Linked DNA regions of Homo sapiens: region 2 is linked to region 1. Evidence: read pairs that join two places in POLR2A ChIA-PET (ENCODE). Cell type or tissue: Panc1. All regions are shown on one strand. Each heading gives the region's core, and the rest is flanking DNA. Links, peaks and the distances in the headings are about the cores only. Region 1 has its middle 110 kb from the start of NUP210. Region 2 has its middle 5.8 kb from the start of LINC00620.

The links. ChIA-PET counts read pairs that join two places held together with the same protein. Peaks named below come from ENCODE experiments on the same cell type or tissue, not always from the same donor. Only the 100,000 strongest peaks of a DNase experiment are listed, where the experiment ranks them.
Region 2: POLR2A ChIA-PET joins it to region 1 with 12 read pairs; 2 of 35 experiments call an interaction of 5 or more read pairs at or near these places.

What each region holds. Positions count from the first base shown.
Region 1 is chr3:13,307,078-13,309,985 of GRCh38, forward strand. No RefSeq gene overlaps it. Among named protein-coding and RNA genes, the nearest start is that of NUP210, 110 kb to the right of the region's middle. In Panc1, for the core only: no CTCF peak of the experiment used is centred there; a DNase peak (open chromatin) is centred at 1,594.
Region 2 is chr3:13,643,514-13,646,421 of GRCh38, forward strand. No RefSeq gene overlaps it. Among named protein-coding and RNA genes, the nearest start is that of LINC00620, 5.8 kb to the right of the region's middle. In Panc1, for the core only: a CTCF peak has its summit at 1,829; no DNase peak of the experiment used is centred there.

The DNA.
Region 1 (2,908 bases), core at 242-2,741:
CTCCAATTGCCCCTCCCCCACCCCATGAGATGCCCCTTGTTCCAGCCCCATTCCGACTTCACCCCCTCCCAGAGCCTCCTCCACCCCATCAACTGGGCGCAGTCTCTTCTCCAAGGCTCCAGCACCTTCCATTCTGTGAAGGTCCTTTGAGCCTGGGCTGTCTCCCTCGCTGCCCCGCACGGAGGAGCCCCACCTGACTCATAGCTCTGCCCCTTCCCAGCCCGCCCCCAGGACGCTGCCAGCACATAACGTGAGCTAATGAATGGCAGTGGAATAAATACATGGGCAGGCAGGCATCAGGAGCAGACGCCTACGTCCCTAGGAGGCGATAATGGCAACTCAACTCTCTGGGCTTGGAGACAAAATTATCCACCTGGCAGCCAACAGGAATCGGCCTCCAGCTCAGGTGCCTAAGAAACAGCTCTTAATAATTTTCCTTTAATTTAGAACTTGAGCCTTAATTCCCCTCCCACATTCTGGCTAGAACTGCCATTTCAGTCGTTCCTTAAAACTTAACAAAGGGATTGCTGGGTGTGGTGGCTCACACCTGTAATCCCACCATATTGGGAGGCTGAGGCGGGCGGATCACGAGGTCAGGAGCTAAAACGGTGAAACCCCATCTGTACTAAAAATACAAAAAATTAGCCGGGCGTGGTGGTGGGCACCTGTAGTCCCAGCTACTCAGGAGGCTAAGGGAGGAGAATGGCTTGAACCTGGGAGGCGGAGCTTGCAGTGAGCCAAGATTGCGCCACTGCACTCCAGCCTGGGTGACAGAGCGAGACTCCGTCTCAAAACAAACAAACAAACAAAAACTTAACAAAGGGATTACATTGTCGCATTTAACTGCCCTCCCCTCAACACTCACACACAATCCGCTTGCCCACTGCACCCAGGGACCCTGTGGGAAGTGGACGCAGGTGGCCGAAACTGCAACTGTCACCTGCTCATTTGCCATTTTAAGATGCTTCAGTTCCAAACCCATGATATTGACGGGAAAAACAGAAACCTAATATGCACAGGCCAGGTGCGGTGGCTCACGCCTGTAATCCCAGCACTTTGGGAGGCTGAGGCGGGTAGATCAAGAGGTCAGGAGTTTGAGACCAGCCTGACCAACATGGCGAAACCCCGTCTCTACTGAAAACACAAACATCAGCCGGGTGTGGTGGCACACGCCTGTGATCCCAGCTACTCAGGAGACTGAGGCAGGAGAATTGCTTGAATCCAGGAGGCAGAGGTTGCAGTGAGCCGAGATTGCGCCACGGTACTCCAGCCTGGGTGACACAGTGAGACTCTGTCAAAAAAAGAAAGAAAGAAAGAAAAGAAACATGCACAGCCTCCTCTAGCCAGTCCCTTTTCTCTTCCTCTGTGTTCGTCCTGGGCAAGTTGCCAGGGAAAAGCTGAGACCATCTTTGAACATGGGTGAGCTAAAGCCAGTCCTTCCCCATCTCTGCAATGACGGTTTGGAGTAGACTGGGACAACGGTGGCCTCCTCTGCTCTAACTGCACACGCTGACTGGTGGTGACCACCTGGATGCTAGGTCGTAAGGAGCACTGAGGGAGTTCTGCTTCTGCAGGAAAGTGATGGGAGCGACAAGCAATATCTGCCAGGGCCAGAGGAGGCAGTGTGGAGACACATATGCCAGGCTTTTACCAAGTAGGAAGAAATTCAGACATTGAAAACTGGTGGCCAGGTGGGGCTTGGTGGCTCATGCCTGTAATCCCAGCAGTTTGGGAGGCTGAGGCGTGAGGATCACTTGAGCCCATGAGGTCGAGGCTGTAGCGGGCTGAGATTGTGATACTGCACTGGGTGACAGAGTGAGACTTTGTCTCAACAACAACAACACACACAACACAACAACAGCAAAACACATACAAAAAAACTGGTGGCCCAAGGACAGTTGTTTTGGCTCACTGTAGGTTGTTTTTTACAGTTTTTAAAAGTTGAATTTTATTGCCATTATTTATCTATTAGGTTTTATCCCAAGAAAGGTGGATGAGGGGAGTCTGGAAAACCAGAGGAATTGGCCCCAGTGGGGCTTTGTTCCCATCTGGCCACAGCAGCTGGAGCCAAGCAGGCAAGGCCATGCAGTCCAGGTCACCAGCATCTGACCCCCTGGCTCGGGTGTGTCTACCTGGCCTGGCAGCATCCATGTTTGTGACCCCTGGACTTGATTATTGATTTGTTTCTGTTGGTCCAGTGAGTGGCAGAGGGGACTACTGCTAAGAAACAACTCCTGGAGAGGTGTGTCACGGTCCCCAAGAGACTGGGGATGGCTTCCCTGGACCACCCAGGAAGACAAAGGAAGAAAAGTTCACGTTTATTGAGCATCAAATGTTTGCTCACCACTGTTGTGGGTTGTGGTGGGGGAAGGGGTGGTTCAACTCAGTAATTACGCCCACGTGGCAATGCTACGAAGGTCATATAATTACCATTTTGCAAACAGGGAAACTGAGGCTCAAACATGAAGGTTCCAAGGTCATCCAGCAGGTGAGTGGCAGAGGCAGGATTTGCTTTGCACCTGGGCCCCATCCACCAGGTTCGCTGGCCGCTGCTCTTGCCCCCCGACTCTCCCCCGTCCACTGAGAAAGACCCCAACAAGGAAGCTACTATGCTTGAAAGCAAGGAAGCAAGGGGTCTTTCAGATTCCACTTTCCAACTTTCCTGGTTCTTGTCAGTGGTCTTTATGGGCTTTCAGTGAAGCCTCTCCAAATGGAAGTGGTCGCCTGATGAGCTATGAAATCTTCCGCAGAGGTTCATTTGCTAATTACATACAACAGAAAACTTAACAACGTGATAGACGATCACCCAGCCTGTGACCTCGGGTTTTGCTTCTTTTTTTTTGAGATGGAGTCTCGCTCTGTCGCCCAGGCTGGAGTGCAGTGCCGCAATCTCGGCGCAATCTCGGCT
Region 2 (2,908 bases), core at 93-2,592, 340 kb after region 1:
ATTTTCTAGTCCCAAATCCCAGTGGTCACCCCTGGGTGGCACTAACAGGCTTTTGCCGTACAGCCTGGTCTGTGTAAGGACTCCAGGGCTTTTGGGGGTAGTTTTATGGGAAGGAGTTGCAATATTCCTGGACGTGGAGTGTGTACCCTCCAAAGTCTGAATCAGCTGACCAGATGCTGGTCTTCAATCACTATTGCCAGAAGGGCAGGTTTACCTGCCTTCTATTTTACAGCAATTGGTGGGAGAAGCATTCCCCAGCCAGACCATCTCTATCCCCAGCATATGCTCCGATAAAGCAGGTGCAGGCACTTCACAGAGAATTTGTTCCAACATTCCAGTTTTCACCTAAGTATCCACCTTAATTCCGTCAACCATCACATTTCTAAATCCTCCCCATTGAACGAGAGCCTCCATTCGGGCTTCGCTGACAGGTTTGGAATCACAGAGCAGAGGCTCCCACAGACGGAGTCTGTTCTCCTCCCCCGGCCATTTCACTCACCCGTGTGTGTATGGCTTTGGGTCCCCAGCTAGGGGGTGGGCCGAGAGACTCAGGCCTTCTCCTGGTTAGATTGTGAGACCACTGCCTCAGGCAACTTGAGATCAGAATTCTCACTGTCATTTTAGGCCTCCCAGGTTTTAAAAATCTTCCGAACTAGAATGAATAAAGCAGATTTTTTAGGGCCTTTTCACATTGGGCGGCCGGCAGGGTCCATCCAGCTTCTGTGAGTGCTGCATTGAGACCGTTGTTTCGTCCTCATCAATATCCACTTTATTCATCTTATTTCTTAACACCTGTTTAAAAGCTTCCACCCTGCTGGGATGAGTCCCTTGACTCTCTCCTTGGTCCTACCCCTTTGTTTTGTCCATGCTCTTATGAAAACCTTTACTATCTGTTGTCTCGGCACACTTTTCCCTTTGGAGGAGGCTCTGAGGCCAGTAGCTACACCTTGGGTCAACTGACTGTACCCTGGCCCAGCATCGGAATCTACCCCACACATTCCTTGGGTAGGGCTTCAGGCTAGAGGCTGTGGTCCAGGCTGACCAGAATCTTGGCTCAGCACCAGGGTCCCTTCCTACACTCACTTACCTTTTAACCACTGCAGATAACAATAACCAAGGGATTTCACATTTTCCTTTTTTGTTGTTTCTTTGCATTTCCTTATATTCTAGTGAGCCAACTGCTTAGGAGTTGGATCCCTCATTTCTAAATTCCATTGATAACTTTTACCTTACAAAAAATTGATTGTATTGGTTCTACCTGCAAGTGTACTTGAAAAAAAAAAAAAGACAAAAAATGGATTGCAGCACAGCCACCACCAGGAATGAAAGTTTCCTCAGCTCCTACCCTTTTACTCTTCCCAAACCACATGTTCCAGTGAGTCAGGGTTGGTCTAGAAAGTCCCAACTCTGACACCAACTGTAAGGAGTTCAGCAAATGATAGAGTTTAAGGAAGGAGTCCCCACCAGGCTGCTCTTACTTCAGGCACCAGCCGAGAATGGGGTTTCCAGGATCACCGTCCCTTCAGATCAATTGGTGACATAGTCAGAGGTCCCTGTAACCACCCTAAGATACAATCATTCACTAGAATGACTCAAAGAAAAGTATAGCACTCAGGAAAGTGCTATACTTATTACAATTTTATTATAGTGAAAGCATACACATCCAAGCCAGCCAAGGGGAGAGACACAGAGGGCAAAGTCCAGGAAGGGTCCAAACATGGAGTTTCTGGTTGTCTCAGATGGTGTGACCTCCTCCCAGACATGATGTATGATAATACACAAAGAGGATAAACAACCAAGGAAGTTTATCTGAGCCTTTGGTATCCAGAGTTTTTACTGGAGCTCATTGGTGGTTGGGGCACAGATATTCCCCAGCACAAGGTGGCAGCACGATTGCTAAAGATGGCACCAGTGGTGGCCCGGGAACACTCACAGGGAATGCTGGTAGAGGGAATGCTGTGGCTGGGAATGCTGATGCAGGCATTGGAAAAATTTGAGGGAATGATGGCTACAAAGACCAGAGGAATTGGACTGCTGAGTTATACTGCCCTGCAGAGGGATGAGAGAGTCTGAGCTGTGAGTTGGAGGTTGGTGGCCAAGCGGGAGGCAGAAAGCCTATGGCAGCTCACAAAGCGGCACCTGTCTCCTGAAGGGGAAGGGCAGGCAGAGCTGAGTGGCAGGCCGAAGACCTGATTGTGAATTTTCTGTTGAACATAATAAAAAAAAAGTCCAGCTGGATGCAGTGAAAAGCAGGGAAGGGCATGCCAGCCCAAGGGAACAGCACGTGCAAAGCTTCTGAAGCGGAGAAGCCTGATCTGCCTGGAAGGACTGGATGAGGGATGAGGGTGGAGGGGGTGGGGTGAGGCAGGGTCAGCAAGGCACCACGAGCCTCCACCAGGGCTCTGAGCAAATCCCCAGAGCACTGGGAGCAGCTGAAGCACGGGGCAGTGATGACAGCCTTGGAACTGCATTTCCCCATACCCCTCTGGCTGTAGGCTGGAGAATGGATTATAAGGGAGGCCCTGCTGGAGCTGATCCCTCTGGGGATATTGGGATGCTATGGTGTGGGGTCCTGGGATGCCAGTCTTATCATTTGGGCTGTATCTCATGCCTGGGCCCCTCTCTTATCTCAGGGACAAGACAGTGACTCACCCATCTCAGACTGGACAAGCCTGGCGGACCCATCTCAGCTAGAGCAGCGACATTCACACCCATGTTCATGATCTCCACCCTCCCGCATGTGCGCTGCTCTCCCGGCCCTGAGGAGGGGTGTGTGGAATGGAACACAGGTCCCCAGACCCCAGACACACTCATATGTGTTAGTCCCACACGGTCAGGGCAGCACCCAGCCCACCTGCTGGCCTCCCCTGCCAGGGCCTTCCTGCTGCCTGTGGGGCCCACACCTGGG